Regions from separate parts of the Homo sapiens genome. Here region 2 is linked to region 1. A link is a loop called in an ENCODE intact Hi-C map of the cell type or tissue named here. Cell type or tissue: ascending aorta. All regions are shown on one strand. Links, peaks and the distances in the headings refer to the core of each region. The heading gives the core; the rest is flanking DNA. Region 1 has its middle 99 kb from the start of SLC5A12. Region 2 has its middle 46 kb from the start of FIBIN.

Region 1 (9,436 bases), core at 867-8,866:
AAAATTTTAAAAGATTTAGTATCACTTGTCTATGAAATATTAATAAAACAGGCCCGCAAATAGGTAAGCATGGGGGTCAGTATGTTATCAGATAACTTGTAGATATATGTATACAATATATGTATATGTATATGATATGGTTTGGCTCTTCGTCCCCACTCAAATCTCATGTTGAGTTATAATTCCCAGTGATGGGGAAGAGACCTGGTAGAAGGTGATTGGATTATGGAAGCGGATTTTCCCCAACCTGTTCTCATGATAGTGAATGAGTTTTCATGATATCTGATGATTTAAAAGAGTGTGGCACTTCCCCCTTTGCTCTCACTCTTGCTTTGCCATGTGAAGATTGTGCCTACTTCCCCTTCACCTTCCATCATGATTGTAAGTTTCCTGAGGTCTTCCCAGACATGCCTCCTTTACAACCTATGGAACTGTGAGTCAACAAACCTCTTTTCTTCATAAATTACCCAGTTTTGGTATGTCTTTACAGCAATGTGAGAATGGACTCATACAGAAAATTGGTACCAAAGAAGTGGGGCTTTGCTATAAATATATCTGAATATGTGGAAGTGACTTTGGAACTGGGTAATGGGCAGAGGTTGGAACACTTTTGAAGGCTCAGAATAAGACAGCAAGATGAGGGAAGGTTTGGAACTTCCTAGAGATTTGTTGAATTGTTGTTACCAAAATGCTGATAATGATTTGGACAGTGAAGTCCAAGCTGAGGTGGTCTCAGATAGAGATAAGAAACTTATTGGGAACTAAGGTAAAGGTCACTCTTGACATGCTTTAGTAAAGAAACTGGCCGTGTTGTGCCTCTGCTCTAGACATCTGTGGAATTTTAGACTTGAGAGACTTGATTTAGGGTATCTGGTGGAAGATATTGCTAAGAAGCAAAGTGTTCAAGATGTGGCCTGGCTGCTTCTAAAAGCCTGCACTTATTTGCATAAACGAAGAAATGACCTGAAACTAGAACTTATATTTAAAAGAGAAGCAGAGCATAAAAGTTTGGAAAATTTGCATAAAAGTTTGGAAAATTTGTGGTGGAAAAGGAAAACCCATTTTGGGGGGAGAAATTCAAGGCTTCAGAAATTTGCATAAATAAAGAAAAGCCAAACGTGAATAGCCAAGACAATGGGAAAAGTGCCTCCAGAACATTTTAGAGGCCTTCACAGCAGCCCCTTGCATCACAGGCTTGGAGGCCCAGGAGGAAAAAATGGTTTTATGTGCCAGACTTTCAGCCCTGCTGCTCTGTGCAGCCTTAGAACATGGTGCCCTGCATCCCAGCTGCTCCAGCTCCAGCCATGGCTAAAGGGGACCAAGGTACAGCTTGGGCCATTGCTTCAGAGGGTGTAAGCCCGAAGCCTTGACAGCTTCCATGTGGTGTTGGGCCTGCAGGTACACAGAAGGCAAGAATTGAGTTTTGGGAACCTCCGCCTAGATTTCAGAGGATGTATGGAAATGCCTGGATGTCCAGGCAGAAGTCTGCTGCAGGAGAGGAGCCCTCATGGAGAACCTCTACTATAGCAGTGCAGAGAGGAATTGTGGGGTTGGAGTGCCCACACAGAGTCCCCACTGGGGCACTGCTTAGTGGAGCTGTGAGAAGAGGGCCACTGTTCTCCAGACCCCAGAATGGTAGAGCCACCAACAGCTTGCACCATGCACTTGGAAAAACTGCAGGCACTCAAAGCCAGCCTGTGAAAGCAGCTGCAGGGGCTGTATCCAGCAGAGCCACGGCGGGGAGATGCCCAAGGCCTTGGGAGCCACCCCTTGTATCAGCGTGTCCTCCATGTGAGACATGGAGTCAAAGAGATTATTTTGGAGCTTTAACATTTAATGACTGCTCTGCTAGGTTTCAGACTTGCATGGGGCCTGTAGTCCCTTAGTTTTGGCTGATTCTCCATTTTGGGATGGGAACATTTACCCAATGTCTGTGCCCTCACTGTATCTTGGAAATAATTAACTTGACTTTTATTTTTACAGGTTAATAGGCAGAGGGACTTGCTTTGTCTCAGATGAGACATTGGACTTGGACTTTTGAGTTAATGCTAGAATGAGTTAAGACTCTTGGGGGCTGTTTTGTAAGCATGATTCTGTGTTGAAATGTGAGAAGGAAATGAGATTTCAGGGAGGCTAGGTGTGGAATAATATATTTTGGCTCTGTATCTCCACCCAGAACTCATGTTGAATTATAATTCCCAGTGTTGACAGGGTACTTGGTGGGAGGTGATTGAATCATGGGGGTGGATTTTCCCCATACTATTCTCAAGATAGTGAGTAAATTCTCATAAGATCTGATGGTTTAAAAGTGTGTGGCACTTCCCTCTTTGCTCTCTCTCTCCTGCTCTGCATGTGAAGATTGTGCCTGCTTCCCCTTTGCCTTCCACCATGATTGTAAGTTTCCTCAGGCCTCCCCAGCCATGTCTTCTGTATAGCTGGCAGAACTGTGAGTCAATTAAACCTCTTTTCTTCATAAGTTATCCAGCCTCAGGTATGTCTTTATAGCAGTGTGAGAATGAACTAATACAGTATATTTGAGAGTCAGAAGTGCGGATAGTAATTAAGACTTAGAATAAATGAGATTATCTGTGGAGAATCTGCAGTGATAAAATAAGAAGCTTAGGGCAGAACTACAAAGAATACAGGATTTAGGGTATGAGCAGGAAAGGGATGGCTGCTAAAGAGAGTAAGTTTTTGTAGCTTGACAGTGAGAATAAAACCAAGAGAGTAGAGTGCCACAGAAGTGAAAGTTGAGTAAATTGTCATGGATGTTAAAGGAAGTGCCACATATTACTTTCACTAACATTTAATTAAACAAATCAAGTCACTTGGCATCTCTGACTTCAGGGGGACAGGGCAGTATAATCTTACCTTGTACTGAGAAGAAATAAAACAAAAAATATGAGTGAGAGCCATGACATCTATCACACTTTGTAATAAATTATTCCTTCTGTTTTCAGCCCCACATTTCATTCCTGTCCTCCATTTCTATACCAATGTTTTTGCTGAATTCCCTGGCTCTCTATGGTTCTTTGTGACAAATTTGTTTATTTCTTCCCTATATTCTTTTTGTGCTAGTATTCTAACCTCTGTTCTGTTCCCACAGTAACCACTGCTTTTGTCCAACAGAATTTAACTGAGTTTGCTTATTTACTGATGACATTTCATGTCCCCTTCATTACCTAGAATGAAAAAAATTAAAGTTTATATATATAAATTTTAGTAGGATCTTCAGTGAGACAGGCTATAAATATGTAAGTCTAGTTTATTATCTTTCAATAAATATTAAGTAATATTTATAATTTTAAAAATTTTACACTGGGCCAGGCACGGTGACTCAGACCTGTAATCCCAGCACTTTGGAAGGCCAAGGCAGATCTTGACCTCATGATCTGAGGTCAAGAGATCAAGACCATCCTGGCCAACATGGTGAAACCCCATCTCTATAAAAAAAAATACAAAAATTAGCCAAGCGTGGTCGTGGGCGCCTGTAGTCCCAGCTACCTGGGAGGCTGAGGCAGGAGAATCAGTTGAACCCAGGAGGCAGAGGTTGCAGTGAGCTGAGATTGCACCATTGCACTCCAGCCTGGTAACAGAGCAAGACTCTGTCTAAAAAAAAAAAAACAAATTTTTACACATCGCTTTTTGTGCTCTAAATAAGAAATATTTGCCGGCCTCCAAGGTGTGAAGATATTTTCCTTAAAATTTTATGGTTTTGACTTTTATGTTCGGGTCAAAACATAAAAGATGGACAAGATGATTTTGAAGATGAAGCCTGTAGTGGCAGACCATCCACATTAATTTGTGAGGAAAAAAACTCATCTAGTCCATGCCCTGAATAAAGACGACCAACAATTAACAGTAGAAATAATAGCCAACATCACTGACATCTCAACTGGTTCAGCTTATACAATTCTGACTAAAAAATTAAATTATAAAACTTTTCCCTCAATGGGTGCCAAAACCAGCTCAGCTGCAGACAAGAGTGGAGCTTTCAATGGAAATTTTAAACAAGTAGAATCAAGATCCCGAAGCATTTCTTCAAAGAATTGTCATGAGATAAAACATGACTTTACTTGAATGATCATGAAGACAAAGCATAATCAAACCAATGGTTCCTAAGAGGTGGGCATGGTCCAGCTAAAGCAAATCAGACTAATAAAGAGTAAAGGTAATGACAACAGCGTTTTTAGGATTCGCAAGTCGTTTTGCTTGTTGACTTACTGGAGGGCTAAAGAATGATAACATCTGCTTATTATGAGAGTGTTTTGAAAAAGTTAGACAAAACTTTAGCAGAAAAATACCAAGGAAAGTTTCACCAGAGTTATTCTCCACCACAACCATGCCCCTGCTCATTCCTTTTATCAAACAAGGGCAGTTTTGGAAGTATTTCAAAATTATTAAGCAATTGTTAGGCAACTACCTTACAGTCATGATTTGGCTTCTGACTTCATTTCCTAATCTTAAAAAAAAATCTGTAAAAGGCATTTATTTTTCTTCAGTTACTAATTAAAAATGACAGCTGGGTGTGGTGGCTCACCCCTGTAATCTCAGCACTTTGGCAGGCTGAGGTGAGTGGATCATTTGAGGTTAGGAGTTTGAGACCAGCCTGACCAACACGGTGAAACTCCATCTCTACTAAAAATACAAAAATTAGCTGGGCATGATGGCACACGCCTGTAATCCCAGCTACTCAGGAGGCTGAGGCAGGGGAATCGCTTGAACCCGGGAGGCAGAGTTTGCAGTGAGCCAAGATCGCACCACTGCACTCCAGCCTGGGTGACAGAGCAAGACTCCATCTCAAAATAATAATAATAATAATAATAATAATAATAATTGTAATTTAAAATAACTGCATTGAGGTGGTTAAATTTCCACAACCTTCAGTTTTCAGGAATGGACTAAATGGCCAGTATCATTGCTTACAAAAGTGTCCTGAATTTGGTAGAGCTTATGGTAAGAAATAAAATTTATATTTTTATTTTTATATTTTAATTCAATTTTTCACAAACTTTTCAAAATCACTTCATAGATGTCTATTGTGAAGTATAGTAATTTGACCCAGACACATTATTTCATCCTTAATTTCTTTCTTTTTCAAAATTCTTTTGAGTAAAAATCTATTTGTCCATGAATATCAAGAAATAGGGTATCACACGGTTGTTTGGAAGTCTAACTAGAAATTACTTATCAAGAACTGTAAAGGGTCTGAGATTTCACCCTACTTGCAAGCTAATAAGTTAGCCTCTCATAGTTTCATGAATGCTGGCAGAAGACATGATATTTTAGGTCAAAAATTGCATTATCTTGTCAACCAGCACCTTGGAGGAGGCCAAGCCAGGGCCACAGTTGGAGACAGTGTCCTGACCAAGAGAGATTGTGGGAGAATCATGGTGGACAGAAAGCAGGAGTAGATTGCAGCTCCCACTCAGACGGACAGAGCAGTATGTGGAGGCGTGCATCATGATCTTTTGTTCCAGAATGACTGCAGGAATATATTAGGAAAGCCAAGAGAACCCACAGACCCTCTGAAGAAAGCAGATTGCTCCCGCGGGGCTTGGGAAACACCTGGAACACACACCCCCACTAGGGAACCTGAAGGTCTAGATTATGAGAAAAGATTCTGACCTTACCTGGAGCTGAGTCAATTTAGAGAGACAAGCTAAATACAGGGGTAGAGGAAGCAGCAGGAAAAGCCTTATGGTCTCACTGGGTCCTCTAGCAAGCCATTTCTGCCCTGCCTCACAGGGATCCTTGGGGAGGATGGTCAGAGGCACTGGGTAAAGGCCACAGAGAGAAGCAAACCTCCAGCTGAACTTTGTTAACAATTTCAACCAATCGAGAAGTCTCCTGGCCAGAACTCAAGGGAGGGAGTGAATCCATTGCGCAGACTCCACAGGTGGGGAAAGAAGGAAAGCCCTAATTTCTTTTGCAGCTGGGAGGTGGGTAGCCTGGGGCAAGTTCTCGGTCCTGCTCACCCACTACCTGGAAGTAGACTTGGTGCTGTTGGTGGGGGACGTGGTGGGAATGAGACCGGCCCTTTGGGTTGTGTGGATATTGGATGAGGCCTGTCACTGCTGGCTTTCTCCCACTTCCCTGACAACCTGCATGATGCAATAGAGGCAGCCATAATCCTACTAGGAACATAACTCCATTAGTCTGAGAACTTCACCGTCATCCCCAGCAGAAGCTGCAGCAAGACCTGCCCAAGGAGAGTCTGAGCTCAGACACACCTAGCCTTGCCCCCACCTAATGGTCCTCCCCTACCCACTCTGGTAACTGAAAACAAATGGCATATACTCTTGGGAGTTCTAGGGCCCTGGCCACCACCTCTTCCTCCCCATACTACTACAGCTGATGCTCTCTTGAAAGCGCCACCTCTGGACAGGAGATCAACCAGCACAAAAATAGTGCATTAAGCAACCAAAGCCAAGGACTCTTACAGAGTCCATCTTACCCACCTGCCACCTCCACCAGAGCAGGTGCTGGTATCCATGGCTGAAAGACCCACAGATGGTTCACATCACAGGACTCTGTGCAAACAACCCCAAGTGCCAGCTCAGAGCCTGGTAGACTTGCAGGGTGACTAGATCTAGAAAAGAGATAACAATCACTACAGCTCCATTCTCAGGAAACCACATTCCTAGGAAAAGGGGAAGAGTACTACATCAAGGGAACACCCTGTGGGACAAAAGAATCTGAACAACAGCCTTGAGCCCTAGACATTCCCTCTGACAGAGCCTACTCAAATGAGAAGGAACCAGAAAACCAACTCTGGTAATATGACAAAACAAGGTTCTGTAACACACCCCCAAAAATCACACTAACTCACCACCAATGGATCCAAATCAAGAAGAAAGCCCTGATATACCTGAAAAAGAATGCAGAAGGTTGGTTATTAAGCTAATCAGGGAGGCACCAGAGAAAGACAAAGCCCAGTCTAAGGAAATAAAAAAAAATGATACAAGAAGTGAAGGGAGAAATATTCAATGAAGTAGATAGCATAAATAAAAAACAATCAAAACTTCAGGAAACAATGGACACAGTTATAAAAATGCAAAGTGCTCTGGAAAGTCTCAGCAATAGAATTGAACAAACAGAAGAAAGGACTTCAGAGCTCAAAAACAAGGTCTTCAAATTAATCCAATCTAACAAAGACAAAGAAAAAAGAATAAGAAAGTATGAGCAAAGCCTCCAAGAAGTCTGGGACTATGTTAAATGACCAAACCTAAAAATAGTTGGTGTTCCTGAGGAAAAAGAAAAATCTGAAAGTTAGGAAAACAAATTTCGGGGAATAATCCATGAAAACTTCCCTGGTCTTGCTACAGACCTAGATATTCAAATACAATAAGCTCAAATAACACCTGGGAAATTTATCACAAAAACATCATCTCTTAGGTATACTGTCATCAGGTTATCTAAAGTTAAGAGGAAGGAAAGAATCTTAAGAGCTGTGAGGCAAAAGCACCATAAAGGTTTTCCTATAAAGGAAAACCTATCAGATTAACAGCAGATTTCTCAGCAGAAACCCTATAAGCTATAGTGAATTGGGGCCTTATCTTCAGCCTCCTCAAACAACAGAATTATCAGCAAAGAATTTAGTATTCAGAAAAATTAAGCTTTATAAATAAAGGAAAGATACACTCTTTTTCAGGCAAACAAATGCTGACAGAATTCACCACTACCCAGCCACCGCAAGAACTGCTAAAAAGAGCTCCAAATCTTGAAACAATTATGGAAACACATCAAAACAAAACCTTTTTAAGGTGTAATCTCACAGGACATATAAGGCAAAAATACAATTTAAAAAAAAGATATACAGACCACAAATAGCACAATGAGTGGAATAATGGAATGGTATCTCACATCTTAATACTAATGTTGAATGTAAATGGCCTAAACGCTCTGCTTAAAAGATACAGAACAGCAGAATGGATAAGAACTCACCAATCAACTACCTACTGCCTTGAAGAGCCTCACCTAACACATAAGGACTCACATAAAATTAAGGGAAAGGGGTAGAAAAAGACATTCCATGCAAATGGACACCAAAAGCAAGCAGGAGTAGCTATTCCTCTATCAGACAAAACAAACTTTAAAACAACAGCAGTTAAAAAAGACAAAGAGGGACATTATATAATGATAAAAGGCCTTGTCCAACAGGAAAACATCACAGTCCTAAATATGTATGCATCTAACACTGGAGCTCCCAAATTTATAAAATAATTACTAATAGAGCTAAGAAATGACATAGCAACACAGTAATAGTGGAGGACTTCAATATTCCATTGACAGCACTAGATAGGTCATAAAGATGTAAAGTCAACAAAGAAACAATGAACTTAAACTATGCCCTGGAACAAATGAACTTAACAGACATATACAGAGCATTCTACCCAACAACTCAGAATATACATTCTATTCAACAATGCTTGGAACTTTGTTCAAGATAGACCATATGATAGGCCACAAAACAAGTCTCAATAAATTTAAGAAAATTGAAATTATATCAAGCACTCTCTCAGACCACAGTGGAATAAAACTGGAAATCAACTCCAAAAGGAACCTTCAAAACCATGCAAATACATGGAAATTAAATAACCTGCTCCTGAATGATCATTGAGTCAAAAATTAAATCAAGATAGAAATTTAAAAATTCTTCGAACTGAACGGCAATAGCGACATGACCTATCAAAACCTCTGGTATACAGCAAAGGCCGTGCTAAGAGGAAAGTTCACAGCCCTAAATGCCTATATCAAAAAGTCTGAAAGAGCACAAACAGGCAATCGAAGGTCACACCTCAAGGAACTAGAGAAACAAGAACAAACCAAACCCAAACCCAGCAGAAGAAAGGAAATAACCAAGATCAGAGCAGAAACAAATAAAACTGAAACAAAAAAATACAAAAGATAAATGAAACAAAAGTTGGTTCTTTGAAAAGGTAAATAAATTTGATAGACCATTCGCAAGGTTAACCAAGAAAAGAAGAGAAAATCCAAATAAGCTCAATTAGAAATGAAACAGGAGATATTGCAACTGACACCACTGAAATACAAAAGATCATTCAAGGCTACTATGAACACCTTTATGCTCATAAACTAGAAAACCTAGAGGAGATGGATAAATTCATGGAAAGATACAAGCCTCCTAGCTTAAATCAGGGAGAGCTAGATATCCTGAACAGACCAATAAGAAGCAGCAAGATTGAAATGGTAATACAAAAATTACCAACAAAAAAAACATTCAGGACCAGATAGATTCACAGCAGAATTCTATCAGACATTCATAGAAAAATTGGTACCAATCCTATTGACACTATTCCACAAGACAGATAAAGAGGGAACCCTCTCTAAATCATTCTGTGAGGCCAGTATCACCCTAATACCAGAACCAGGACATAACCAAAAGAGAAAACTACAGATAATATCACTGATG
Region 2 (9,436 bases), core at 941-8,940, 130 kb before region 1:
AAGGCAGAGCAAGAGGTAGAAGTTGAGCTGTCTCTGGAGAAAACATTCATGGGAGTATCCCACCCAGAGGGCATGTATCTTGGACTGGAATCTGAGGCACATGGAAATTTTGAGTATCTTAAAAGGACAAGTTGGAAGAGATGATGGGCACAGGAAGGTGGGGTGGAAAATTAACTTTTTCTGAAACTTATGTAACTTTATTTACAAGTTTGGCCCTCAACAGTTTGATACGTGGTCTATCCTCAGATTTTGACTTCCTTAGAAAAATAACCTCTTTCTTTCACATGGACAGAAGGGGACGAAAAATGATAGTCACTGCTAATTTTTTTAAAAAAATGTACTAAGTGCTGGGATCTGTTTCAAGCACTTAGCATACATTATTTCATTTACTCCAAGTAACAGCTGTATAAGGAATGAGCTACTATCATCTCTATTTACAGATGAGGAAATGGAGATTTAGCATGGTGAAGTAACTTATCTAAGGGTCACATCTCTAAATTAGGTATTTGAACCAACATTAAAAACCAGAGCAGTCTGATTCCAGAGCCTACAGTCTCAACCCCAAAAAGAGGAAAGTGTTAGATTATAACTCAAGGCGAAACATTTCTGTTAGGGTGGAAAAATAAAAAAAGTAAATTGCAGCAAGATGTGTCTTTTCAAAATTAAAATATAGTTTAAGCAGTTAAAGATTTTTTGCTGCGAGGCATTACAGACCACTGATAAATGTGTGCTGTCTCAGGCGGAGATTGGAAACAATGCAGCGGTAGCTTTTAGCCATCAGCCTGCGGTTTGCTGCAGCTGTGATTTTCCATGGATGCAGTTTTGGGCTATCTTGTCACTGGCTTTTTGGTGCCAGAGGCTTCAGAATGCTGAAGTTTTTCTCCTTTTTTATTTTTATTTTCTGCAGACTTGACTATGCCTGTATCACCTAAAATTATTACCAGTCATGAGCCCTTTGTCATACTAATGTCTTGCTCCCAGTGCTATTTTTTCTTATTTTAATTTCCTTGTTGTTCCCCAATGTGATTTTTACTCTGAGGCGGGGAAAAAAAACAGTCTGTCTTTTGATGACTTTGTTAGTTTTTCATTGGAAGAAACCTGCAAAAATGCTTTTCAAAACATTTTAAATGGCAGCAAACAGTCTGGGAGGTGTTTAAATGTAATGGAAAAATAAAGGATTCATGAGGAAAGGATTTTCAGAGAACGTGGACAGAAAAAAAGTAAAAGCTGTTTAAAACACAACTTTATCTACCAAAATGACCCATCTAGTGTCTTTACATGTGGCTTTTCTTTCACAGGTGCTCAGGCTCCAAAATTTTGAGTTCAGAACAACAGGCAAATGCAGAATATTTGAGGCAGCAGAGCAGAGCACTGGCTTTAGCAGGCAGTCAATTATTGACATTTACTAGCTGGGAACCTTGGGCAAGGTTCTGTGATTTACCTCTGCCGGTCTCAGTTTTCTCTTTTGTGAATTGACAATAATGATAATAATTAACTCATAGTTGTTATGAAGACTAAATTTTATATATATATATATATATATATATCTGGCTATTTGCCAAGTGCTTGGTACATATTAAAAGCTGAATACTGGTGGATATTTCCATTATTTTATAAGTATCTTTTCTTCTCCTGCATTGATGTTAAAATGACATCAGTAAAAGTGTGTTGGTATTGATTCTGGAAAACTTCTGGCTTCATCTAGTTCAATCTTCACCAGAGCAAAGAATCCTGCTTTTCTCCCAGAGAAATCCACAATGTACTCATTAGTGCCATCCGTGGGCACCTTACTTTCTCTCCTGATTGTTGGAAAACTGGCTCAGACTCTTAGAAAGTTCCTATTCTCAGTACTGGTTTCTAGTAATTTCTACTCATTGGCCTCAGTTCTGTTCCCTGGGGCCACCTAGGAGGGATTTGGTCTCTTTTCCACATGCCCCAAATAAGTGAAAGTATCTGAACAAGTTACTTAACTACTCTGGGCCTGGGTTTACTCATATGTAAAGTGCAGACTAGTGTTTCGCCCTCATGGTGGTATCCTGAGGATTAAAAATATATAGACGTCTGAAGATAGCCTAGCTATAGCAGGTGCTCAATAAGGTGCTCAATAGCAGTCGCTGTAATGTGCTGGCCTTAGTTTAAGAGCCTCTGCAGATTCTGTGAGTGTTTGTCTATGTGGCTGATGACTCTCAATGAAGATTGCCCAATGTCAAATGTTTTCCTGCAGGCCACAGAAGGGATGTTTGGATTTCGATTAATCCACATGGCAGCTCTCCATGGTGGGGGCTGTGTCTTTTTGGTACTCTATTACTTGGCCAAACAGCCCCACTGTGAGGAAGTTTCTTGCTGCCTTGTGTCGCTGGCTTTCATGACCTGGCGGTGGCTTGCCTCACTTTGTACTTCCCATGCCAGTGCTTCCCTGTTGCCCCTGAGGCTCAACAGACCTTGAGAGGTGCCCACATTGGTGCCTTGGTTTACTCAGCCAGGCCAGCAAGACTGCCAGTTGCAGGCTGCAGATGAGGCTCACGGGCACCTATGGGCTCACCCCTCATGCCGTGACTTGTGCCGTGGATGTCACTGCTGCTGCCTCAGGTTCTGGCTTCCCCAGGTGGAAAGGTGCAATTCTGAGATGAGGTGGACTCAATATCCTGTGAACACTTTGAGTAACAGGAGCTCAGAGCTGGGCTTTCTTTTTGCTCCCTGACAGCTCTAGAGTGCAGTAGTTTCAGGCAGTTCTCTCAAGATGCCCTGTGGGACTGAGCATTCAGCAGTGCTTGCTATGAGCATGCTATTGAGCCTTTCCATGACTCATTCCTCCCTTTATTTTACTTCTGTTTTCAGGGATTTCAGTCTCAATAATTTGGGGGGCGTTAGCATATAGCCTTTGTCTCAATCTCTGTGTTCTTGGGAATTCTGGTAAAGATGGGTAACTAGTATTACTATTGCCACTGCTCTTCCTCTTACTCAGATTTCATTTCTTTGGGTTCACCAACCATTGCTTTCATGGCTGATTATCAGCTCTTCACTCCCCTACTCACAAAACAAAGCTTATTTCTCTATTTTGTGAGTCAACATCTTTGGCCCAGTACTTCCCTTCTTTTATTGCCACTGCCAGAGTTTCTCCCTTAATTCTTACTATTTGCTTTCAGATCTCATCTGGTAATTTGATCTAAGGTAATATGACAACAAGTGCAAGTGACTTGACACATCACCTATTGGAGATACTATATTTGAATATTCATAGAAGTTTTCTGAAAAAAGAGCCCCAACTTAACTAGAAACCATGGGTTGGCAAACTTTTCTTGCAAAAGGCTAGGGATTAGGGGATTAAGTATTTTAGGCATTGCCAGCCATGGCCATAAGATCTCTGTTGCAGCTATTGAACTTTACAGGTGTATTGTGAAAGAAGTCATAGCAAATATGTAAATGAATGTGCACAGTGAGTTTCAGTAAACTTCATTTGCAAAAACAAGTGTTTGACCAGATTTGGCCCATAGGTTTTGACTACAGACACTTGCTCTAAACAACGGAATTACAAAAAAAAAAGTGAAGTAGAATTTTGGGAAAATGTGGGTTATTCAATATCTTTCAAATTCAGTTTCCTTAGTTTCAATTCATTTTTAATTCAATAAATGATATTGAGAAGAAAAGGTAACAAACACTTATAGAATTCCCCAATGAACCATATTCTAGGCTAGGGATTTCCATATGACACATCATTTGCTGCTCCTAGCAACCCTATAAAGTCACTGTTGTTATTCTACTTTTTGATGAGATGAATAAGCAGGTCCAGAGATAAGTGAATTGTCTCCTTGTAAAAGGCAGTGTCAAGATTCAAAAATAAGCTTACTTTAACTTGAAGATCTATATTAAAGTATTCTAATTAAGTACATACTGTATGTAAAGTTTTGTACCACTGGCTGCATAGAATACAGAGATGAATGAGATAGTTTCATTTTAGTTAGAAGCAAAATAAAATATCAGCAAAATAAAATAAGACAGGCTCTGATATCCCAACAGAACTACAAAGTACTAAGGGAGTTTAAAGGAGCTGCCTATCAGGCATGTGGGAAGCAGGAAAATCCCATAGAAAGGGTGACAATTAAGGTGGTATTTGAAGAACTAATATGATTTTGAAAGCTAGAGATAAGGAAAAAGGTTGTTTTAAGCGAAGAAAGAAAGAAAAAAAGGAACAGGAAGAAATAGTGCCTACTGAGGAAGTGTGGGTCATCAAAGAGAAGGCTTGCCTTCATAATTGGCCAAAGGCTTTGCTCAGCCCTATCCCTAAAGGCACCCTCTGAGTCTAGCTCTGTCCTGGGACTGACCATTAGTTAAGTGAAGTCATCCTTGTCTAATCTTCTCCTAGAAGGGTGTTTCATTGTGCATGATGGATGCAAAAACAGAATTCTCATCAGTAAAAACAAAAGCACACAGAATGGGAACTAATGAGTCAGAAGTTGAGTAGATATTGGATGAAGGGAAGGCAGAAAATTGTCACAGGTAGTACCAAAGCGGGAGGGCCTAAGATAATGTTCTAATTTAAAAAATGGAAGTTGAAGGCTCATTTTTAGTAGATTCTGGTTTTACTGGATTCTGCAACATAATGACCAACACTTTGCACACATGCAGAACAGCCTAAAGCTATAAAAACTATGACATGACTAAATTCATTGGTCAGCTGTCTTTTGCAATATTTATGACAATTGCAATTTAAATTCTTACTTGAGCAATCATATTTTCCCTGGACTATGAGGACAAATAAGGGCAGGAAATTTGTCTGTCCCGTTCCATGCTGTCCTTGAATTTGGCACATTGCCTTATACATTGTATGTGCTCAATAAATATTTGTCCATTGATTACTTGAATACATGGTTGGATTCAACCAGGTTACTCTACAAGTAGAGAGCTAGAGTCTGAATTTTGTAGTAACTTGTACAACCTTTCTCAGCAGAAGCAGCCTCTTTCATGGAAGTATTCCTGTAATTCACTGGAGCTTCCCACATGCTCCTCCCCGTCTTTGAAGGCTCATAGCCAGAAGGAAGTGCTCAACCACCTAGTGTAACCAAGTCTTGCATCATTCACATAGAGAGGGAGATTTTCCAAGTTCTTATTGCGGTGGAAAGATGAGGTCAAACTGTAAGGGGTCAGCAGTGCTCTTAACACTGCCTTTGTGTTGTTTTCATATAAATATTTTTACTAGGACATTTTTTGGCAAACAAGTCTAGCTCCCAGGACTGTGGAGAGCAGGGAAGCTTTGCTCACCACATGCCCATGGTATGCACTTGAGTCAACTTAGGGCCAGTGCAATTTGAAATCATGTCCTTTTTCACTTTTGTCTTGATGCCTTCTCACTGACTCAGTGTCTATCCTTTATCCTTTCTCCAAATGAGAAACATCTGGGCTAAAGTGAAGTCCATGTCCCAATTCCCCACCTCCTTCTCCTACCAAGAAAGCAGCAGCTGTTTCTGACACACTAATCCTATTACAGATGTTTTGATAATTACCAAAAAGCTCAATTTGGCAGCTTATTGGTGGAGCAGCTAAACCAGATTCACACATTTAAACATCTTCTGCCATTCACCTAAGGTAGTTCTCTTCAAAGATCTATTATATAATTTGGTTGGAGAAACTCTGAGAGGGTGCTTCTTTACTGAAATAGGTAAGTTTCTTAAAGCAAATGTAAACAATAACCTTTGATGCTTCCGCAGAGAGTGTGGTTGGTTCATCTCTCTGTTTCTCCCACTTTGCAAAGCCTAATCCATAATGTTGCCAATGACTATTGGAGGAGCAAATGGATAAATCCAACGCCATACATTGCACTTTTCCTTTTGCCATGTTTCTTTGTTCAAAATGCATTTGACCCATGTCTTTGTGCCAAAGAGCAAACCAACATAGTATTTGATAATAAGATCTTGTGATAATAAAAATGCCTTACATATTAAAGAGCTTTGCGTATTGTTGTTTTTGTCCCCAAGTACTTTCTTATCCACAACCTTATTTCATTTGTAATATCCTATAAGATAAACATAATGCATTATTTTCATTTATTGGTTATTTTCTCTCCCTTAGCTCTTGTATCCAACATAAATCAAGGCCATTGATTATAACTCTGCAATGGTCTTTGAGTCAGTTCTCTACACATTCCTACAGCATTACTAGCTTTACGGAGGCTGCCATTTTCTCTCATATAGTCCCCAGCAATTTTTTCCTAGCTGGTCTCCTAAGCTTCTGATTCTTCTGTTCACAATATTATCATTATCTTTCCAAAGCAAGGAATTGATCCTGCCCCTCTCTTTTTTCTGCTATGCTAATGACTCATCACTGCTTTCCTAGGTCAAGTCTGAATCATTTAGTGTCATGCACAAGATCTTTTGTACCTTTCTTTAGTTTCCAGATGACTCGTGGTTGTTAAGCTATGTCATGCCTCTTCATATTTCTGTGCCTTTTCTCATGTGGTACTATTTATCTGGAATGCCCTGGCCCACTCTGTATTCTTATGAAACTCCTATTTATACTTTAAGACTCAACAAAACATTCACCCTATTTGTGAATGTTGTCATGACTCAGGAAGAGTTCAGTGCTCCTTCCCTCTCTTTATGTGACACTTTACACCTTTACACAAACCTTTTTTTGGCACTCATCAAACTGTAAGAAAAGTATTTGAACAACCAGTTCCCCTACTAAACCACGAGCTTACCCTTATATCCCCCCTGACAATGGCCCAATGCATGTCACATACCAGGTACCCAATGAACTCTTATTTAATAAATAGATTTTACAAATAAGAAAGGACACTGTGAAGGAGTATCAGGGACAAGACTTTGGAAATATGTTCTAATCCTAGCTTTTCTACTAATTCATGGAAACCTCTCTGGACCCATTTTCTCACCTACAGAATGAGTGCATTGATTGGGCTATCCTTGTGGTCTCTTCTAGGACTTACTACTGTAAGAAATTCTAATAGGTTGCTCATCTTTTTAGTTACCAAAGCCAGGACCAAATTCAAGATCATCTGACTTAGGGTCTAGGATTAATTTTTCTGAAGCAAAGGTTGAAATTAAAAAGGAAGATATGTAGGAAGGCAGAAGGACCTATTGATCCCAGTGTTGGTAATATGTTGCACCAGCTGTGTGACCTCGGGGAAGGTATTGTCTCTCTGGTCCTAGTTTTTCCATTTGTATAATGAGGGCATTAAACGAAATTGCAAATATGTGGCACTATTTTCCCAACTTATTCCTTCTATGCCAAAGGCAGTCATAGCTAATCAATTACTAAACATTCCACTGAATCCATCTGCAGGGTCAGACTTCATCTCAACACGATGCTACAAGAAGCCACTTCTGTTCTTTGGAGTACTTTCAATGCCAAGAATGTACATGAGATTAAAACAAAAGAAAGCTACTGCTCTTTTTGGCACTAGATATTTTCTGAAATCTCTCTCAGTTCTGTTATATTCTAATAGATCCATGGTGGACTTTTTCTATATTTGGACTTAGTTTCTAGTCTCTGAGGGTGACCATGAGGAGGAGACCATGCACAGATCCCTGCAATGGGTGGGTTCTTTCATGATGAGCCCAGGCATAATCACCATCCTGTGAGTGACCAGTGTCTTTTATTTTTTTCAGGTCTAATGCCAATGACTCAGTCACATAAGCCAACAAGGGTATCCACATTAAATGCATCTGAGCAGAGTGAAAATCAGTCATAATTGGGGACAGATGTGGATGCAAAGTTCTCATGTGTCTTTTTTCTTCTCAGTGGACTACTGCAAAGGAAGTGTTAACTGATTTTGGCACTCTCATCTGCTTTCCAGAAGGCCTGTTTAGAAAAGCGTATGAGCACTTGGGGAATCCTTGATGCTTCTAGAAAATAGGTTACATGAGGACATTCTCTGAGTCCTAATTAAATTGATTTTCCCTTTTAGTTCCTGGAATGTAATAAGGTAAAAATAAATATTTGTGGAATGAATGAATTGTTAGGCTTCTCTCTAGCTAGCAATTCTATTGCCAAGTGCCATGTTCTCTCTAGAACGATCCCTGCTTACCTTAGCATATTATAGAATCTTCCCTCTATGAGCTGCCTTATTCCTCTGACTTTGGAAATAGCTGACTTGGAGGATAATTAGATGCTTTTACTTTGTGTCTCAGACTAGCCTCTAAGTCTCTCAGGCAGGGAAGCACCTTACTTCTCTTCATTATATTATATATGTTATAATATTTATGTTACATAGCTCTCATAAATTTATATAATAAATTATATATTATATATGTTATTATAGGTTATACTTTATACTCAACATTTAGTAACTAGATAGCTGTCAACTCTCATCCATACTCATGGAAAGATAATCTTTTAAAATGAGAGTACCAAGGAAAGAGAGGAAGGTTTATTCAAATATGGCAGAATATAAGCTTAAGCCACATAAGCAGAATCATAACCTCAAGGATATGGGGTGGGGCAGTCCCCTGGATTGATAGCATGTTATATTTAGTTCTAGCTGATATTAGCTCTGGAGAAATAGGAATAACCTGGAGTACATTCAGAGAAGAGGGACAAGGTTGGTATCTTGGTCAGCTTAGGCTACAATAACAAATACTTCAGACTGGATGGCTTAAACCAAAAGACTTATTTCTCAAAGTTTAGGAAGCTGAAAGTCTGAGATCAGGGTGCCAACATGGTTAGAGTTTCGGTGAGGGCTCCCATTCTCACATGGCCTTTCCATGGTGCATGCACACAGAGAGCAAGTTCTGATCTCTTCATCTTCTAAGGGCACTAATCTCATCACAGGGGCTACGCCTTCCTGAGTCCACCTAAACTTAATTATCTCCTAAGGCCCCATCTCTAAATGCTATCACATTGAAGATTAGGGCTTCAACAAAGGGATTTGGAGGAGACACAGACATTTAGTCTATAGCAGTGAGTGACTTGGAAAGCATGTTATGCAAGGACTGGTTCAGCGCTCTGGAGGCATTTACTCAGGGAAGAAAGGGTTTAGTGCTGGCATGATAGCTGTCTAAATTTATCTGAAAGCCTGCCTTGTAGCCACAGGATTAAGCTTATTGTGTGTACTTTCATAGGGCAGAACTAAGATTGGTGGATAGAAAATATTGGAGCGTGAAGGTAAGGGCCCTCCTGAATATGCTTCATGGCTCCCACTCACCTCTTTTGGGTGGATGTCTAAAATTACAAAATTCTCGAACTGCAGGATGCTTAGCAGATTGAAGGATGAGTATTTATTACACATGACTCAACATTATTTTTTGGATAAAATACACAGGGACTTATTGCCACATGGGGACATTTGGTGCCTATTTTCTGCTTGGAAATATTCAGCCATAAAATGAATTTGAGAAAAGAAGCACTTCCCACAGCAAATAAGCATCAGTAATTACCTAAAATCTAAACTTCGGGAATTGGGGCCTCAAATCCAGCAGATTTT

What was found. A loop is a pair of places that touch in the nucleus more often than their neighbours do. Peaks named below come from ENCODE experiments on the same cell type or tissue, not always from the same donor. Only the 100,000 strongest peaks of a DNase experiment are listed, where the experiment ranks them.
Region 2: it touches region 1 in a loop (6-fold over the local background); 2 of 110 quality-filtered maps call a loop at or near these places.

What each region holds. Positions count from the first base shown.
Region 1 is chr11:26,815,949-26,825,384 of GRCh38, reverse strand. No RefSeq gene overlaps it. Among named protein-coding and RNA genes, the nearest start is that of SLC5A12, 99 kb to the right of the region's middle. In ascending aorta, for the core only: no CTCF peak of the experiment used is centred there; a DNase peak (open chromatin) is centred at 4,564; H3K27ac peaks cover 984 bases.
Region 2 is chr11:26,943,368-26,952,803 of GRCh38, reverse strand. No RefSeq gene overlaps it. Among named protein-coding and RNA genes, the nearest start is that of FIBIN, 46 kb to the left of the region's middle. RefSeq lists an enhancer at 2,505-3,005. In ascending aorta, for the core only: no CTCF peak of the experiment used is centred there; DNase peaks (open chromatin) are centred at 2,399 and 5,243; H3K27ac peaks cover 6,664 bases.